Linked DNA regions of Homo sapiens: region 2 is linked to region 1. The links are chromatin loops, found by intact Hi-C in ENCODE. Cell type or tissue: GM12878. All regions are shown on one strand. Each heading gives the region's core, and the rest is flanking DNA. Links, peaks and the distances in the headings are about the cores only. Region 1 has its middle 260 kb from the start of ADAMTSL1. Region 2 overlaps SH3GL2 (SH3 domain containing GRB2 like 2, endophilin A1).

Region 1 (10,429 bases), core at 2,165-7,164:
AGACCTTGATTAATGTTTAACTTTACCTATGCCTCTTTCTGGTTCTGTGGCCACAAACCAGACTTCTAAACTTGATTACCTCATCTATGAAATAGACATCATTGAACCTTGATTTTCTTATCTACAAAATGGGGAAAACAATGAATGACTTCACAGGGGTTTTATGAATATGCTCAAAGATGCTTGTGGATTGTGACATGCTATATAAAGGAAAATATTATTTACCATTTGTAATTTAGGTTTACAGTATGCCAAGATATGTGTCTGTGTGTGTGTGTCTGCGTGTTGTGAATTCAAATCTGCATTGTATAAATTTGCAAGAACATTATACAAGTGTTTTTTTGTCTTTCTGAAATGTTTGTTATATGTTTTGCTTACAGTTGAAAAAAATGTTTGAGACAAAAATGCACATAAAAATTACGTCAGACTTGTTTGTGATGGCTGAAAGAACCCATTTGGGTTTATTATTATGCATTATGTCATCATTAGAACCTTCACTATTGTTCTGGTGAATATGGCACATTTATGCATTTAACTTAACTCTGGGATGTGTAGTAAAATGCCTTTTTGTTATCGAATCAGTACCTATCACCCAGAGCTATGTGAACACTCATTGGAGACCTATTATAAATATTTAGACCATGGAACCAAAACGCAAACCCTGCCTAAACTCTGTGTCTAGATTTAGTAAATGGAGCTTAATTTTATAAAGCTAAAGGGAGGTCCCGATAAACTTAATTCTTGACTCTAAGTAAACCACCTGAATTCAGTTTAATTATCATAGCTTTTCTAATTAACAGGTTGATGATCTTTAAGAAATGCAAGTTTTAGCCTTGCTGATTTACTTTTTCTGATTGAAAGATACCCTTATTCATGTAAACACACCTCCAACTAATTTTTGCTGGGTAACACTTACTTCTCTCCTGATTATTTCCTCTTTGTTCTGTTTGAGTGACATCATAGTGGATAATTCATTTTGTTAATTGGTGACTTTGGTGGGAATTGAGTAGTACCTATACCAGCTTGCCTGTAGACAGTGAAAAATCATAACTGTTCTCTGGATCTACCTGTGTCAGATTATCTAGGCTGAGGATCTCAACAATAGATGTGCCTTGCCAGTACAGAATGCATGGAATAAGCACATTATTTCCCATATGTTATATGTATGTTTATGTCTCTGTTTAAAACAAAGTCTGCTTTATAAGTGGGCTACATTGCTATCTCATGTTTACCTTATAAAATGACCTTTGTTTCTGATGCCTTCCTTTTCTTTCCTTCACCAGCCTCTTTCTCTTAACATAATCACAACCAGGTAATGTCAGTCCCCAAGAGAATGAGCACATACATAGACTTTCCAGCTAATACTCCATTTTCTTTCTTTCCTTTCTCTTTCCCTCCAAATATAAAGTATAAATATAAAATATAAAACATGTCAGAGTTTTTAATTAATACTTTAATTAAAATTTTAACTCATTCATTAAAATTTTAATTAATTCATTAATAAGAACAACTTTTAACATATTACAACTAGCTTTAAATAGAAGTCAAAGAACACACACATATACGCTAATATTATATATTATTATATATGATATATATTAATAAATATATTATGTATGATATATTAATAAATATATATTAATTATATATGATATATAAATAAATATATATTAATTATATATGATATATATTAATAAATATATATATTAATTAATATTACCAGGAATGCTAAGATGGATTTGTTAGTAGATGAAAAAAATTATTAATATTCCTATGACAATAATCATTGCATATTCACCAAGATTCACTTGCATTTCTGTGGATAAGAATCATTGGCATTACTGTCAGTTTTCTATAACTTACAGGGTGGTAAAACAGCTCAAAGGCAACGAACAGCTCTGGCAGCTTAGAAGGGTATACTAGGCAGGACACCAGTAATTTTTTTTTTTGCCTATCTTAAAGTCTTTCACAATATCTCCTGATGCTCTTTTCTTTAAATAGTAATTGAGTGCCTGGCCAGGTATTATGCAGTAATCAACCACAGAAGTAAAATTTGTCACCATAGAGTTTAAAGGCTGTCTAGAGACAGAGACATTAGAGAAACACACAAACAAATGTATAGTTACACATTGTGATAAGTTCTATTAAAAAAAAAAAGGTGACAGAGGAGAGAAGCGACAAGGTGGGTCTGAGGAAGTGATATTTAAGCCATATTTAGGATGAGCCACAGCTGGCTGGACAAAGAGAGTCCCTAGACGACCTCTCTAACCCTGGAGCACTATTTAATGGTCCCAAATTTTTAAACACTCCTAATTTATTTTCTATCTCCTTTTCCCAAAAGCAATACACAGTCGCCAGTTTTCACACTTGCCAATTCCACTTTAAGAATGGTTTTAACTTTTTAACTCCATGGCTCTTTTTGTTAACTTCTAGGTCAGTGTTCTTTCAAAAATTTTGTGATCGTGACCACCCAAACAGTAAGAAATACAATGGCCCCCCTCCATTTTTTCCCTATTCCATTTCATTCTACAGATGTGAGTCTCAAGACCCATTTAATTTCATAAACCAAATGAACAGCCACCTACAATTTGAAAACCATTGTTCTAAAACAAAAATTTTATCTGTTTATTTTTGTATCTCTGTTATAGGATTTCTTGTTTAAAAACAGCAAACAAAACAAAAAACCTCTCTAGGACTCTCTTCTGAGCTCTGTCCTCTACTTCAGGGACTGAAAATCTTCTGCTGACAGACCACATGTCCCCACTCAGCCAAATTGACATCTGTGGGGAAGTACCTAAATCAATATCCAATGTGCCTTCAGTTGCAAAAATGTGGCAATCCCTTAAAAATCCTTCTTTTATTTTAGAAGAGAATTTCACCGTCCCTTCAGCATCTGAAGCTAAAGATACCTTCCATGTAATTTTATATTTATCTGTTTCCTTTACAAAACTTTGCACTTTACAAGTATTGCTTCAAATGTTCCATTGAAAATCAGATAGTGAAACTTACACATTCCCAAAGCAAAAATGTTGGAAATGTTTTTTACATTCTTAGGCCAGCCCTCAACAACCCAGTTAAGCTACAAACTGTGGGACTTCAAGTGCCCCTGTTTTCATGACAGTGTTTCTGCAGGAAGTGCATTTTGATTTTGACTTAGTATGCCAGGAATGAAAGTCTCATTCAAGGACAGAACCTGGGACTCTCCTAGGGTTGTATGAAAAGCAGTTAAGAGAAGAAACAAGTCCACTGTGACCAGATTTAGGCACCAGAAAAAATTCTGGAACCAAATCTGGACAAGGTGTGTGTATTAACGTGTATGTATTTGAGTCTTGCGCCCATGTTTAATCTACCAGTTCCTGAAAAAAAGGAAGACTTACTCCTGGTCCCCTTGAAGAAGACTGATTGCTTTGGGTTGATTGAACAGCAAACTCAAAGTCTCTGTGGTAGGAGGAAGATTGACGTGTTTATGAACTTTATGACCATGTTTGACCTCCTGGGCCAATGTTTCTTGTGTGACATGACAAAATTCCAAGTGTGTCCATAATTTTAAACACTGAAAAGGCTTAGGATAGATTATGTTCAGCAAATGTATTTATGACTAGTTTGATTTGACCAAACATATAAATGAAACAACTTCATAGAAAAAGTAATATTTTACTTGTCACTATGTCAAACAGCCAGATCTGTAGTGCTGGTCTTGGAGAAGACTGGATTGGCCAGGCTGAAGTGTAGTTTTAAAAGTTGTTGTTGTAATCACCAGTAAAATCCTATCTTTGCAATTGCATGTGCAATTGCAAATCCATATGCAAATTGATGTTGGGCCGTTGTAAAAATGTATACATTTCAAAAGTATGAGAGGCTACTACATCATAGCTTTCCCACAATGTGTAGTTAGAGTTTGAGTTGTCTTCCATTCAAAGGGAAGACAACTTCTAGCTCTAGGGTGCCTTTTGCCTTTTTGGTGTGGACGATAACCCTTAGGTCACACTGAGACTAGGTAAGATGTGCTTCAACATTCCCCACAAATTTTTTCCCCACAATGGTCATAAGATTGTAAAGATTTGGGAGAGAACAACACCTGAAAGTCTTATTTTAATTTTACCTTTTGAATAGAATTTGCAGTTCATTGTCCTAAATGCAAATTACTAGCATTTTGAGATGTGATTTATAATGGGAACTTCTATCTTTAGCCGTTAGTGTATTGAACATCAACTCAGCCTGACTTAATGCAAGACTTGACCATTTTATTTTTTGGCAGAAATTCTCATGAACGCTCACACCAAAAATTCACTTACCACATGACTTGAAAGAAAGAAACTGTAAGCTACAAGCTCTGCTCTTCCCTCTTTCCCCTCCTTGGAATTTATTTAATATCTTTTTCACCTGATTGGATGGTACACTATTAAACTGCTAAAGCCAGTGAGATTCTTGTTCTTTCCCCTTTTGTATTCAGGGAAAACATATTTGTAGGATCACGCTCTTGATTCATTGGAACTGTGATGATAACGGACATTTTCAGGGATTGAATTGGTGTTGGTATCCTTCGGAGAACAAAACACTGTGTTCCTGGGTGAGAAGACAGTCCTAAGTTGCAAACTCCCAGCGCCCTCTAGTGTTGTTTTCCGTTAGAACTTAGTGAGAAGCTAAACTTTTGCCTTTGAGATGATGCTGAAAAGGTGATTGAGCCTGGGACTAGGTATTAGTGAGCTCACACTAAAGCATAAAGGTGTCTTTTTGTTTTCTGTTACTTCATAACTGTAACTAGAAAATGAGGACGTTCTGTGCTGCTGTTTCAGAAATCTATTTCTTTGATATATCTCTATAGGGAATTGACGGTTTTCAAGATAGCACATACGGAAACCTCAGAGATAGAGGAAGTTGTACCTGAGAGATCTGAGACAGAATCTGAGTCCAAATAATTTTTTTTTGTCCTTGAGACAGAGTCTCGCTCTGTCGCCCAGGCTGGAGTGCAGTGGTGCGATCTCGGTTCACTGCAACTTCCACTTCCCTGGTTCAAGCAATTCCCCTGCCTCAGCCTCCCGAGTAGCTGGGATTACACGCCTGGCTTGCTTGCTTATTTATTTATTTATTTTAGTAGAGATGGGGTTTCACCATGTTGGCCAGGCTGGTCTCGAACTCCTGACCTCAGGCAATCTACCCGCCTGGGCCTCCCAAAGTGCTGGGATTACAGGCATGAGCCACCGCCCCTCGCCCAAAGAAATTTAATTGTAATTTTAAAATTTTACGTATTTAGTGTATTTTTGTTGTAAGAACAAAGTCAACTCTTAGTGATCTGTAGGCTTATTTTTCATGGTCAAGTTATCACCTGTATTTTCTTCTCTTTCTAACAGCAGTATTCCTCTTTTCTCTCCATCAATAAACCCAGAATTACATTTAGAAAATATATTTTAAAAGTTTTTAAATTAGATAAGCATAGTTATAGTACATGTTATCATAAAATCTCTTCGAAATTCAAATACAGTTTATTTTCAAGTAGCTTATTTGAAGTTATGTAGTGTGTTTGTTATTAGGATGTATAGCCTCCAATTCACCCAAAGCAATGATATTCTTTGGAACAATTCAGAGATGATGTACTTTGTTTTCTGAATCTGTCTAAATATGGAACATCCCAAGGAAATACATTGAAATTGACCTTAAAGCTACTTTTTGACATCTGATGGCGATGCCAACTAAATGTTACTAAAATGTTTAGATTAAATTTAGAAAAGATATACTACAACAATTATGTGATATAACAACAGTTCCACAAAGAAAGAATTGATAATAGTCTTTGCAGAAGCTAACTTTGAATTTGTGTATCCATGGTCATTTAATGTGAACTGTTGTTTGCTATTAATAATGTTTACAAAAGTTTTATTTCATAAAAACCCAGAAGTATCAAAGTAGAGTTACTTCATTTGATAAGTGATTTAAAAATATTTCAAAACATTTTAGAGAAAATAGTTTTACTACCTAGAAAGAAACTAGGAAGCCACACAAAAGCTTTCCAATAAATGTCATGCACTCTATAATGGGAAAGATTTACATGTATGTGACCCTGAATACACTTTCTGTAGACATTATCTTCTGCCCACCGTAGATCAGGCAGTAGTCTTTATTGAAAGAAGATTTTAACAAATTGAGCAACATCCTGCTGTGTTTGGTTTTCTTTATAACTCAGCATTGAAAAAATTGAAAAAACAACAACTAAATTCTTTATGGATTTACATATTACTTTGAAAGAGGGCAGAAGTTGAATGAGATGGCGATTGGAATGGTTAAATTAAAATATTGTTACATTTTGTATAGCCAATATAGTTTATCATTTATGATTATGTTATATTTGAACATAAAATAATACATAAAGTGGCCATCTCTGAATTTATTTTACTGTAATAATTTTGACAGTTCCAGTAGTTACTGCCTCAACATAAAGAAGTTTGTCAAAATTGAAAATACTGAAAATAATCTAACAACTATGATGATTCAAAAAAGATTATCTAATTTAGCATTACTGTCAATATAAGGAAATTTATGGGAAAACCTTAACTATAATAACTTAAGTATTTTATAAAAATGAAGACAAGAAATATTGTATTTTATGAAGTAAACATATTTATGAGTTATATATGTGTTTATGACTCATCTATACATTACTGGCCTGTCAAAAGAACTGCTGACATACACAGTAATAATGAATATCAGTCATCTTTGATGTCTTGCTGACTAGCAATCAAAAAAAATCCCATAGCTGCACTCCTTTTTTCAATTTTGTTGTCATAGAGGTATATTTGTCAAGATGGGAAGGTAGACTATTTTATTTAATGGTTTATTAGCTTGGCTTATAACTTTTAGACTATTTAGGTTTGTGGTGTGAGGGCCCCTGTGTGTTCTGTTTTTGCTGCTCTTGCAGATGCCAAGGCCAACTTGTAGGGAAAGACTCTGGGAGTGACCTTAAAGGCAGGGGGACCAGCTCCTGCTGTCCTCACGGAGAACTCTGATTCACTGCCTTTCATGTGAGACAGCTGCTACAAGAATGAAAGAGACACCACATGTCACTTTTGTCAACTCACCAAATGTTGGAATTTTGGGTTGTCTTCTTTCCAACCAAGAGAGAGTCCATTACGAGAACTGAGTTAGAGCCTCAAACCTTCGTAAAGATTAGGAAAGATTCTGTGAAAAAATCTGTGATGAGTCCTCTTGTAAAACCACCACTCCTGGAAACATTTCCAAATTCATTTTTAAATGTGTTTCCCCCACACATTCCATTGATTACTTGAACCAAGATATGTCTCTAATAAGAGAATCCTCAATGCAACTACATCCAATAATAACAATAATAAAATTACTAGGCTTGTGCTAAGTGAAAAATTTAGGTCCAACTTTTGTTGTTCGTTGTCAAAACTGCTCATATACACCCCCACCTGTGGGTGTGTACTGTTTTGGACAAAGAGTTTGCCTTTAATCTGAGATTGGAATAAGCATGAAGCATTGTGGTATAGTATTTCATAATAAGCAATTTTCAGGTAAGGCTGGAAGGAGAAATTCTGCCAGGTTATAGCTGTTGATCAGGCAGCTTTCACCACAATTCTTTTGCACTTGCAGTAGATGCCTCTGAAAGAAACACAGATGAAAGATTATTGACAGGAGAATAACTTAGCATAGGCATGAGGGGAGAAAACACCACACAGTTTAGGAGGTTGGCAGCAGCATCAAGCTCCCTCTGACAGGTAAGGCCCTAAAGCCAAGGCAGTGGAGCCAGCATAAGCCAGCCCTTACATAACAGATTTGGGCACGCAGCAGTGACATACAACTCTTGCTCTCCTTTTTTTTTTTTTTTTTTCCTTTTCTTTCAAGATGACAAACATTTCATAATTCTCTTCCATTTTCCTTTAGTTTTTTTCTCCTCCCTTCTACCCTGTCCTCTTGGTGAATGCTGACTCTAGACATTACTACCTTTGTTCTTGTTAATTTCAACTTTTTATTCAGATTCCATGTTAATAGTATTGCATGGTAGTTGAGAGCAAAAACGCTGGAGCCACACCAGCTACGTTGAAATCCTGACTTTACCCCTTACCAGCTGTGTGGCCTAAACTTTTATTTGACTCAGTTTTCTGAGTAAAATGGGAGTACTATTTGTACCCTCCCCTCCATTAGATTGTTGGGAGTTGAGATAGGGCTATGAGGAAGACAAATGAGGGGTCAAGTAGAGAATAAAGGACATGAGCTTTAAATAAGTGACCAGGAAGCCCCTCTAGGGAAGGGGCATTTAATCTGGGCTCTAAAGGAAGAGAGAGGGGTCAGTTACTTTATCTCTCTAGAGAAGCATTTTTGTTCTGTTGCCTGCTTTTTCAGTCAGAAAGTTAGGCCCTGGGTTCCACAGAAATGACAGCTAATAAAGTGTTTTTACATGTTCTATCATTATGCTGCTTATTCTTCATAACAACCCTGTGAAGTTTAGATGAGGAGCCTGAGGCCCAGAGAGGTTCCATGATTTGCCCGTGTGTTTTTTTCACTGCATCACTGTTGCTTCCCATCTTGGGTGCTTTCAGGCAAATGTTTCTTGAGGTGCCAAAGAAGTAGCATTACCCCTCCCCAGCTTTATTCCTCCCTTTCCTCCTCTGTCTGTCACCTTAGAAATCTTGGTATCTTGTCTTTTCTTTCCTGCTTTTTGGAATCAGTGAAGGATTCTGTGGCTTTCTTCTTTCTAAAATCTTAGTTGATCTCCATCTCCCTACTTCCTACCATCATATATCTCTGAGCAGATATATGGACCATGATGGACATGACAGGTTATGTCTAAATGTAGTTTTGGTTCCTTTGCATTCAACTCTTGCCTTCTTGCCTAATTATCTCTTCCATTAATGCCAAAGGCCATTTGCACCTGACTCATTGGTCATTGTGCTCTATGATCTTAGCCGAGACTGATGCTGGCTTCACTGGCAAATGGAGATGTCCTAGAAATGCGGCTAATGGCTGAATTGTTCACCACAGAAAAGGCATCCCTTTGATTTGGGCAGAGGAAAGTTGTTTTTTTTTTTCTGTGCCTTGAGGCAATGTACGTGCTGAGAAGTGAGTAGCCCACCCAACTTGGGAGTGGGGGTAAGGGTGTCTAATTGCCAACGGCTGGAATTTGAAGTTCTTTTTAGCAACCACCAAATTAAATCAAAACCAGCTATTAATCTGTTAATATTGATGTGGAAGCAGGAATATATTTTGAAGAAATATAAAAAATAAGAAAGTTTAATTTTGAGTTTTTCCTGACATTTTCAAAGTGCTTGCTTAGTATAAGTGGAAAACATACTTTTTAAAATCTCTAAAGCTACAGTCATCTACGATCAAATAGAATCGTAGCTGAAGATCCAAATATTGTAAATGAGATTTGCTCTAATTTTCTAACATATCCAACTGTATAGAAAATGCAGCAAGAGGTCCTACAAAATATCAGTACCTTTTAAAATACTCATGGACATGATTTAGCTGGAATCACCACTGAGTGAGGCATTTCATTTAATTTTGGATATTAAGTCCATGCTATTTGGCTGCTAATTCTTACTGTAATCATTTTTTCTGTCACAAATATATTGACTGCTTGCTAGTTTTTGTGATGAGCTTAATCATTCCTACACTTTAAAAAAAAGTTCAAACGTTACCAAATGATGTGAAACAAAAAGTAAACTGATAAAGTCTTTCTTTGATTACAAAGGATGCTGGAGAACTTCATGCTTGTTGACCATTTCTTTCTTTTTTATTAATTGCCTGTTCATATCTTTTGCTCATTTTTCTATTAGGTGATTGTTTTTATCTTATTGATTTATATGCATTCTTTAAATATTCTAGACATTAATCATTCATATATATAAGAGATATTATCTTTCAGGGTGTGGCTTATTTTTTATTTATGTTTTTGGAGCCTCTTCTTATATAAATGTAATTTTAATAGGTTGAATTTGTCAATCTTTGCATAATGATGTGTGCTTTTAATTCTTGTGTAAAAACCTCTTCTCTGTATTAATTCATAAAGTTATTCTACATTTTATTATGAAACCCTAAAGTTGTAATTTTCACAGTTAGATGTCCAGTTTATCTGGAATTTATTTAATAAATGATTTAATATAAGGTTCTAATTTGATCTTTTCTGATATGGATTACCAATTTTCCCATCTTGTTTACATTGATTTGTAGTGCTACATCTGTCATATATCAGTTTCATAAATATGTATGAATATATATATATTTCATTCTCCTTATTTTCATTACTCTATTGACTTATACTGGTGCCAATATTACATTTCTTTAATTGTTCTGGGTTTAATGAATCCCGCCATATTATTACTCTTTTCAAACTTGTCTGATTTTTTAACTCTTCAATTTGGATTAGAGTTTGCTTTTCAAATTCTAGAAAAAACTCTTTTGTAATTAGTATAGC
Region 2 (10,429 bases), core at 2,994-7,993, 420 kb before region 1:
ACGCCTGGATTTTGATTATAAGAAGAAACGACAAGGCAAGATTCCGGATGAAGAGCTTCGTCAAGCTCTAGAGAAATTTGATGAGTCTAAGGAAATTGCTGAGTCAAGCATGTTCAATCTCTTGGAGATGGATGTAAGTGACTCCTGTGGTTTTCAATTTAATCTTATCATCGAGGCACAACATTAATATGTTAAAGGCCATAACCCTTAAAAGCATTAATATCTGATTACACTATGTGATAAGAACTTCAGTAGATAGTTATTTATTTTAAATAATTGTCAGTCATAAAGTAGACTGAGAAATAGAAAAGTTTCTTCTGCATTCCTGTAGTTTAACTAGATTCTCGACTGCTAATGAATCTTAAAGTACAGATGCTCCTTAACTTATGATGGGGTTAAAGTCTTGAATATATCATGTAATTTATCGAATAACGCATTAAAAGTAAAAAACAGAATGGTTGTAAGGGTACTTGAGGTATGGTTTCTACTGAGCACATATCAATTTTGCACCATCATAAAGCCTACAAATCGTAAAGTCAGGGACCATCTCTCTTATCAATAGTGGGAAGATAAAGGATATTTCTGAGGATCTATGTATAACTCAATAGAGGCCTGAGAACTCAGTTGTGGAGCAGGGGGCATCAGTAGTACTGGTGCAAGTCCCAGAGTCCAAAGGCCAGAAAGCCTAGAGCTGTGACATCCAAAGACAGGAGCGTATGGGTGTCCCTTCGCTAGAAGAGAGAGAGAACAAACTTGCCTTTCCTCTGCTTTTTATTCTATCTGGGTCCTGAGCTGAGTGGGTGGTCTCCACCCCCATAGGGAAGGGCAGCTCTTCCTTTGTTTAGTCTACTAAGTGAATGCCAGTCTCCTCTGGAAACACCCTAACAGACACACCCAGAAATAATGCTTTACCAGCTATCTGGGGATCCCTTAATCTAGTCAAGTTGTCACCTAAAATTAACCATCACATTGCCTACTTGCCTTACTCCTGACTGTGGCAGGGGAAGTGTGTTGAACATATCCAGACTTTCCTACCACCTGGAGACAGTGTAGGTTTTTGTTTATGTAAAACAACTTGTGTCCACCTAACTCCTCGAGAGGAATACTGTGTGCATGAGGGGTGCTCCAAATCACAGTGCTCCTTCCCTGCAACACAGCACCCCTCCCCATCCCCAAATTCATGGGACAACACTGCTTCTGTTGACTTGGAGGCTGCTACCCAGCTGGATCATAATGTGAAACATAAAATCAAGAGAAATCAAGCTTAGAATATTAGAGCAAGAATGAACTCAAGATGTCACTTGATTTAACCCTTTTACATTACAGATGAGGCTCAGAGAGCACAGAAGATTTTCTGTCATACCATGTCGCCTCTCCGGGTACATTATGTGAGATATTGTCACATTTTTATTAACAGTACCGATATTAACAGCATGAAAAGTATAAGGAACAAAGAGTCCTTTGGCCAGTGTACCTTCTTTTCTATAGAATAAAAGAAGTCAAATCCCAGATACAAGATTGTAGCTAAGCATGAGACTCTTTAGAGCTATATGGTCTTCCTGAGGGTTACCCATGTTGCTTCTCCTCATGGTACTGATACGCATGATTCTAAGCATAAGGATGCTTTCTTTTATCCTTGATGGATTTGAAACCTGCAGAACTATCTATCTTAGTTGGCTTATCACACAGTCATCAGCACCACCAACCAGGGGCTGTGTGTTGAGGGCAGCCCTGGTGTATGTATGAAACAGTAGTGGCTGTTTAGGGATGGTAACGTGTAAAACTAAGGCATGATTTTCCCATCAATCTGCAGATTGAACAAGTGAGCCAGCTCTCTGCACTTGTGCAAGCTCAGCTGGAGTACCACAAGCAGGCAGTCCAGATCCTGCAGCAAGTCACGGTCAGACTGGAAGAAAGGTATTCTACAGTTCCCTGCATTTCACATTTGCATTTTATTGCTATAAAATGATGTATAAAGAAATGGAAATCATAGAATACATTTGGAGACAAACGTCTGCCAAAATTCCGCTTATCCTACAGAGGCGCCTTGTGGATTGTTTTGATTTTGTTTTTTCTTGTGCTTTGTTTTACGTTGTTCTGTTGAATCTAATTTTCTGCTTATGAGAGATCGATACTTGGATTATATTTTGGCTGCCACAGGTGGAACACCAGGATGCTACTGCTGATAATGGATGCCATTTGCTGAGCAGTTATTCCATGTGGGTACTGGATACATATCATCATCAATCTTATAACAGCCCTGTAACCTAAGTGTTTTTAGCCTCGACTAACAGATGAGTAAACTGAGGCTAAGAGAGGTGAAGTAACTAGCCCAGGGTCACTCAGTGGTGCAAGTGGAGTTCACAGCCAGCCATAACCTGTGTGAGAGGCTGTTTCTTTTCACATCTTGTGTTTCTCTGAATGGCGGTCAAGTCCTCTGCCATCAGAGAGAGCTACTTTCACCTCATTAGATGTACCTCACAGCAGGGCTGTAGTAGTAGGAAACTACCGTGTGAATGTGGCTCCGTGGAGTTGTGGGGCACAGCCTGTTTGGCTATATACCAGTGGCCCTATGTTATAATATGTGTTATTTTAATTTAGCCAGATTAAACAGGATGATTTTGCTGAACATGTATACCTCAAAGGGTCACCTCAGCAAGCTTTTTTCTTAGGCCACATGGCCAGATTAGACTCTCACAGCTGATCACATGGCTGCCTGCGTGAAGAAGACACCAATCATACGATTCCACACCTGTTTTCGTTGTTTTCCCTCAGGCTGATCTCATTTCAGTATTTTCTTTGATTCATGGTTTAATTGAGCATTTTCCTTCGGCGCAGCCTTATGGAAATTTATGTAATGCTGAAGCCTCCAGAAAGGTTTTAAAACCATATACTTCAAAGATACTAAAGAAATACTATGTGTCTTTGTAATGTCTCTTGAGCATGAAGGGAGCCCTTTCCTTTTTTTCCTCTGAAATATGTTCAAAGTCAGTATCATTCTACAGTTACCATACCCTAAACCCTCGCCCTCCCTTGCATATCTCTTACATACTTTGTTTATTGAATAACTGAAACTTTGGAAAATATTTAGGGGTATGTAGAAGACAATTATTAGCCATACCTTTCCAATTTCCTTTTGTCTTCCCTCTTTCCTTTCCTCCTCCCTATATTTCAAACTGCTCATTCTTCTAAGAGCACACAGTATATTTCCTCCTTCCCTCTGTCCAAACCTTCTCATGTTCTGAATAGAATAGCTCCCTTTCACATTTTCATCTGGAAACAGCTCCTGTGTATCTTTTAGTTCTCTCCTTAAACCTCCTCCAGCTTCCTTATGGAGAGATAGACTCCTTCCCACCTTCACCCACAACCACACCCCTGTGTTCCTGTGGCACTTTGTAGATATCTCTGACAGTGCTTACTAAAATTTATAGTAATCAGTTGTTTGTGTTCTGTCTCCCTTACAGACCATAATCTGTTTGTGTCTTTTTTAAAATTGAAAAAATTGTGGGTACATAGGTGTATATATTTATGAGATACATGAGGTGTTTTGATAGAGGCATGCAATGCATAATAATCATATCATGGAGAATGGGGTATGCATCCCCTCAAGCATTTATCCTTTGTGTACAAGAACTGTGTTTTAATTCATTTTTGTGTTCCTGGTACCTAGCACAGTGCGTATTTGGATAAAGGACTCTGAATAAATGAGAGAGGAAGTGAGGGATTGAGAGAGAGAATGAAGACAGTGAGGACATGGCCCCATAAAGGGACATCACCAAAATCTCAGACATATACATACAAGAAAACTAAGGGTCCTTTTTTGATTTCCCACACTTCATCATGGTAGCATGGTGGGTGACCCAAGCATTTCCTGAATCTTTATATTTGCTTTTCATTTTACTTCTTAACTGGTTACATAACCTTTCCACCACTTTTCTTTTTACTGCAGAATAAGACAGGCTTCATCTCAGCCTAGAAGGGAATATCAACCTAAACCACGAATGAGCCTGGAGTTTCCAACTGGAGACAGTACTCAGCCCAATGGGGGTCTCTCCCACACAGGCACTCCCAAACCTTCAGGTAAGAGCTGAAACTGCAGATCCTATTGCATAGCCCTTGGCATATCCATTGGCACTCTTCCAGAAATTTTAGGAATAGTCCAATCTGGCTGCATAGGAAATATGCAGTAATACATTTCTTATGGAGTCAGTTGTCAGGTAGAAACTCTGTTAAAGGAATCCTTTTGTCTTTTTTTCATTTACCTTTTCTTTCCTTCCTTCTCATTCTTCTCTATAAAACTTTCTTTGTATATCCCATTTTCTCTGTCAATCATCAGCACACACGAACACATTTTGTTTTGACCCTCCTTTGTGGTCGTAAATCGCCTTTCCTTGTCAGTTTGGTCTGCGAGTGTCATCTTTTCTCCTGCGTGTTCGCTCTGAATCCAGCCTGTATGACAGTGAATGCCCCTGGACAGTGTGTCCCCACATGCATTCGCATATAACCCACAGACAGCAAGCGGCTCCAGAAATGTGCTGATGAGCTGGATTTCTTGAGTCACAGAAGCATATGGTTAAATATATTTGTAGAAGATGATATTTTGAAACTCGACACTTGCTGGGTTTTCCTTCCCATGCCTCACCTCTGATCACTTTATCATGCTGTGGCACTGGGGTTGATATAATAAAAGCTAGATGACATTTTATCTCAGGAATATCGATGCATACCAAATAGAGCATTCTTTACCTTGTCACACTTGCTCTCCACTCCTACACGCAGATTACACAACAGCCTGTGCTGGAGACATTTTCAACCTCCACATTTGCTTGTTTGAAGTGGGAACTGTCTTATACTGGATGTGGATGTTAGAGATAGGTAGCTTTCTTTTATTTTTCCTGTATCCCCAGTGCTTGATGTTCTACTGTAGAAAACTTTTTATAAGATGCTCTCAGGAGACTTATTAAGAAAAAAAGCGAGGTCTGAGCCGGCAGGTGGTGCTCTCTGTCCTTTGCGCTCAGCACTTCAGGGCATGACATAAGCAGCTGTGGCTCCTGGAGCTGGCCACCAGGACTAGTCACAGAAATTGTGTATAGCTATGCTTCTCCCTGTCTGAAAACCAACCATATATTTCACTTTTCATCTGGAGACTCAGTAATTTGCTTCTTTCTCTAAATAAAAAAATAAATTACATTGTTTCCTTTCCAGCCACCTAGATGGCATGGGAACTGTGTGCACTTGTCTGAGTCTGTATCTACATGTGTATGTATGTAGTATTAATACAGCGGGTCATTTGGAATAGATCCCTCTTAAGATATGATTTCATCCTTCATTATTTTACTCAAGGTGGAGTACATTATTTTTGTATGCCATAGCTCCAGTGCACTGCATATATTTATGTATGCAACAGTTTACCTTACCAAGTATAAATTACAAAATTTTTTACATAATCTCATTTAGTAGCCACAGTAGTAATGTGAAGTAAGTCCTACTGTTACATCCAATTTCAGACAGTGAAACTGAGAGCGAAGTACCATGTGCAAGGTCACAGAAAGTAAAAACTTGAACTCAGTGTTTTATATTATTCCGTTTTCACCACATTACAGCAGTTTTCCAGAGGCTGGGGTTATCATTTTAAAGAGTGATAACCGAACTGTTACTTAAAAGCATTCTCCATGTAATTCACCATACTTTTTCAGATATGCAAAGGTTTTAAAGTGCTCAGATGAGAGAATTCTTGCCATGCTGTGTTATTAACCTACATCATTATATTCTTCTTAAGTCATTGTCCCTCCTATTTCTGGGCATTATCACGAAGGCAAACTATAATGAACTGTGTTGTATGTATCACAAGAATAGATGTGACTGTTTTTCATACTGGAAACAGAAACAGGAATATGCAGCAACTTCCAAAGGTCCGAGAAAGCTTCTGAGGATTGGTAGAGGGCAAGATGCCCAGTGCAGTGGACACTAAGGTCCAGTAGCAAGAAGAAGCTTCAACAGGAAGAGGAATGAGGGAGGAAAGACGGGGAGCAGCAAGCCAGGTGGGTACAGCAGGCAGCAGATTCTGTGAGTTAAATACCCCTTATCCTTTTGTGTTCTTCTCTTCTCTCCTGCTCTTACTCCCAGGTGTCCAAATGGATCAGCCCTGCTGCCGAGCTCTGTACGACTTTGAACCTGAAAATGAAGGGGAGTTGGGATTTAAAGAGGGCGATATCATCACACTCACTAACCAAATTGATGAGAACTGGTATGAGGGGATGCTGCATGGCCATTCAGGCTTCTTCCCCATCAATTATGTGGAAATTCTGGTTGCCCTGCCCCATTAGGATGTTATGCTGGCTGGCTCGCCTCCTCTTGACCCAGATAGTTACGGTTAACCACTGCTTTGGCAATGCTGCTTATAACACATCCCAAGTGCAGGCCGCAGTGGTCCACGTCATCCAGCCCCACCAAGTGACTTTGGTTGACTTGTGGGCTCCCACAGGAGTCATGGTGATGGATGATATCCTCTTAGCCTGGTGGGCGTGGCATGTGCTTTTTAAAACATCATCTGAGACCAGCCAGTAGTCACAGAACTGCTGTTTACACAGTTCTCAGGAGGCTGTGGTTTCTTAGAATATGACCATGAGCCATTTCACAGAAAAACCATCCCACCGAAGATATTGTCTATCACCCCAGGGGCCATCTGAAGGTCTCTTTGCATTTCTCCATGCAAAGAGGAGAAAGCTTTTGCTTTCACACTGTCCCTTCCCAAATATGTGAGTCATGGAATTGTCAAAGTAAGCCTTCCCTCACCAGCAAATTGTCTCCTGATCTGAATGAATTTGTCTCTTAATGCATCCATAGAAAAGTGTTAATTGTGGGTTCAAAGCATTCTCTGCAAATAGGCATCTCAGCTCCTCACACTTATGGCTATTTCTGACGTATAGCCAGTTTTCTTCCCTCCTTGCTATTAAAGCCAGAGCGGTAATTCCAAATTATTTTTCAGTAAGACAGTTAATCAGCATTATTGTGAGAGGGACTGAAAAGAAATTCTCCATTATGAGGAATTGGGAAGAAATCTGGTATCCAAGCTTAAATTTCTTGCTATACAGAAACTATGTATGTATTTAGGCTATTTCTGAAGGGCACAGGGAAGGGGGAACAAATATCTTCACTTCAGTTTTATTTGTGAATTACATGTTTCATGAATCCATTTGGCACAGAGACACAAGGAAGAAAACACTAGTAACCATCTTTCCACTAGTTCATATACTGAGAAACAGTAAATACCTTTCCTTTCCACTTTTACCCTGTGTTCTTTGAACATCATTTGTGCAGATTCTGCCCTCAATGAGGACCAAATAAAGATGATTTTTGTGCTTAGCAGTTTAAGGTATATGGCTGCATATGCAAAACTCTTTCCCAATTCAGTCGCTACTTTTACTTCTGCCCTTTCTATCCATCGTCTTCATTTTGTGTGTACAGTGCTGTGTGTAAGCTTATCAGTGTGTTTTTTTATTTGTATCAGTCATGAAAGTCCTGTTAGGTATGCAGAGTTCTATTTATCTAGCTGTACAGACTCTTTCAGAGGTTTAACGTGCTGCTTCCGATGTGCCACCTGCAGTAGTGGATCATGTGGAGTGAAAGGCAAATCTTACTGCTTAATGTATAAACTCTCACCACAGGAAGCATCGCTGTTTCCAATAAATATTGCTGAAGACAGAACCAAAGGCTCTGCTCCTTCATTTTGTGTCAGTTCTTTGGGTCTAACACTGGGTGGATGGGGGCTGGTTTCAGTCTCCATTGCTTTCTCATGCAGCCAAACAAGACCTGGCTCCAACTTCATATCTACCTCTTTACACATAGGAAAAGTTTCAGCAGCAAGGAAGTAGCTAGCCTGGACATTGGGACCTTCCTGGTAACCCCAGGAAGGAGGAGAATTTGGGAGAGAAGAAAGTAAGGAGAATTAGGTCTCATAGATGTTAAATGATATATTGTTAAAAGTGGTATCATCTGAAGAATATAATGTTAGGAAGGGGAAATAAAATATATCCCTTCGAGTAGCCTCTTATTTTCTTTCGTAATTGAAGATAAAGAAATAGACATGGAAAAATAGTTTGATCGAAAGTCACTATTAGGCCAGGTGCAGTGGCTCACACCTGTAATCCCAGCACTTTGAGAGGCCAGTGCAGGTGGATCAACTGAGGTCAGGAGTTCGAGACCAGCCTGGCCAACATGGAAAAATCTCGTCTCTGCTAAAAATACAAAAATCAGCTGGGCATGGTGGTGCATGCCTGTAGTCTCAGCTACTCAGAAGACTGAGGCACGAGAATCACTTGAACCTGGGAGGCAGAGGTTGCAGTAAGCCGAGATCACGCCACAGCACTCCAGCCTAGGGTGACAGAGTAAGATGCTGCCTCCAAAAAAAAAAAAAAAAAAAAAAAAAAGGCCAGTATTATTTTCTCTTGATGTATATGTTTGGGGTGTGAGTGGGAATAGGGGAGCAGCAAGGCACACAAAATGTGTATTTTCTGAGTTCCCAGGAAAATAAACATGTTCTTTGTGTATTAGGGGCCATTTCTATTATTTTGTGCTGAGGCCAATAGTCCAGATTTTCTAATCTAACATGAATAGTTGTAATTAAATATACTAAGTTTCTGTTAGTCCATTTTCATACTGCTATGAAGAAATACCCGAGACTGGGTAATTTATAAAGGAAGAGGTTTAATGGACTCGCAGTTCCACTTGGCTGGGGAGGCCTCACAATCATGGTGGAAGGTGAAGGAGGAACAAATGTACGTCTTATATGGTGACAGGCAAGAGAGCATGTGCAGGGAAATTGCCTTTTATGAAACCATCAGATCTCATGAGACTTATTCACTATCACGAGAACAGCATGGGAAAACCCACCCCCATGATTCAATTACCAATTACCTCCCACCTGGTCCCTCCCACAACATGTGGGGATTATGGGAACTACAATTGAAGATGAGATTTGTGTGGAGACACAGCCAAACGATATCAAAGTTCTATATGTGAACTAGTCTAACGTGAAAATATTTTTTTCTAGCTGTATGAGTTCTAGAGTATTACAGATCAGTTCTCTAAAGCAATTTTAAGAAATACCAATGATATTGTGACTATAGAAAATCATAAAGAATCCAAAGATAAACTATTAGAAAAATCAGTGAATTTAATAGGATCACTAGATATGAGGAATATACAAAAATCTATTTCTATATATCAATAGCAATCAGAAAAAATGTAATTTAAAAAAATGTCATTCACAAAGGCATCAGAAATCAAAACCAGCCGGGCCCGGTGGCTCACGCCTGTAATCCCAGCACTTTTGGAGGCCGAGGCGGGTGGATCACGAGGTCAGGAGATCGAGATCATCCTCGCTAACACAGTGAAACCCTATCTGTACTAAAAATACAAAAAATTAGCCGGGTGTGGTGGCGAGTGCCTGCAGTTGCAGCTACTCAGGAGGCTGAGGTAGGAGAATGGCCTGAACCCAGGAGGCGGAGCTTGCAATGAGCCAAGATCACGCCACTACACTCCAGCCTGGGTGACAGAGCGAGACTCCGTCTCAAAAAAAAAAAAAAAAAATCAAAACCATAGATACAAATCTAACAAGATTGTACCTGATCTCTGCATAGAAAATTATGGAACATATTTGAGAAAGCAATTGAAAGATATTCTGTGTTTTTAGATTGGAAAACTCAGTCTTGTAAAGGTATCATTTTCCTCCAAATCTAGCTGTTTATTAAGTGCGATTTCAACCAGAAATCTTAGGAAGTTTGTTTCCATGTGTTCGAGAACTGACAAGTTCAACTTTTAAGCCTGTCATAAAATTTTTGTGGAAAAGAAAAAAGATGTTTTTTCTCAAAGAAGAACAAAGTTGGAGGACTCTTTCTAGATATAAAACATTAAAAAGTTACAGTAATTAAGGTAGTATGGTTTTGATACAAAGATAGCAGAATAGATTGTATATACAGAATAGCGAGTCCAGAAAGAGACATAGATGCATTCGACCATATTTGAAGGAAAAGCATTCCATTATGTTTAATGTGATGCACTCATATCAACTGAACCTTTTTAATATCAGTTCCATAACCCCAAAGTGAAAACAGCAAGACTTTGTGCCAAATACAGTAATCTCACTATGAGTCAATGTCACATGAAACAAGTGTCATGACCACAGATTCCAGGAAGAACTTACTCTTGATTTAAGGAAGAGTTTTGGAGACCATTACTAATGCACTCACCAGATACAGGACTGTTTGAATTCTTTATTTTTATTGAGGTATAGTTAATACCTTAGTACAAAACCTTATGTATGGAAATTACTCAGTGGACCACCACTAGAAGTTGAACTTGCCAGAAAACACTTGTTCTTCCAAGTCAAATCATTGAAACAAACTGCCTAAAGTGGAAACAGAAGCAG

Evidence for each region. A loop is a pair of places that touch in the nucleus more often than their neighbours do. Peaks named below come from ENCODE experiments on the same cell type or tissue, not always from the same donor. Only the 100,000 strongest peaks of a DNase experiment are listed, where the experiment ranks them.
Region 2: a loop joins it to region 1, with 7 times the contacts of the local background. A loop is called at or near these places in 13 of 110 quality-filtered maps.

The regions. Positions count from the first base shown.
Region 1 is chr9:18,208,824-18,219,252 of GRCh38, forward strand. It overlaps a transcript of ADAMTSL1 not described here. Among named protein-coding and RNA genes, the nearest start is that of ADAMTSL1, 260 kb to the right of the region's middle. In GM12878, for the core only: a CTCF peak has its summit at 4,603 (motif pointing left); a DNase peak (open chromatin) is centred at 4,598.
Region 2 is chr9:17,789,418-17,799,846 of GRCh38, forward strand. It overlaps SH3GL2 (SH3 domain containing GRB2 like 2, endophilin A1), which reads left to right. Exons shown (of 9, transcript NM_003026.5): 6 at 1-133; 7 at 1,814-1,917; 8 at 3,950-4,080; 9 at 6,127-7,707. The coding sequence ends at 6,326. Among named protein-coding and RNA genes, the nearest start is that of SH3GL2, 220 kb to the left of the region's middle. In GM12878, for the core only: a CTCF peak has its summit at 4,999 (motif pointing right); no DNase peak of the experiment used is centred there.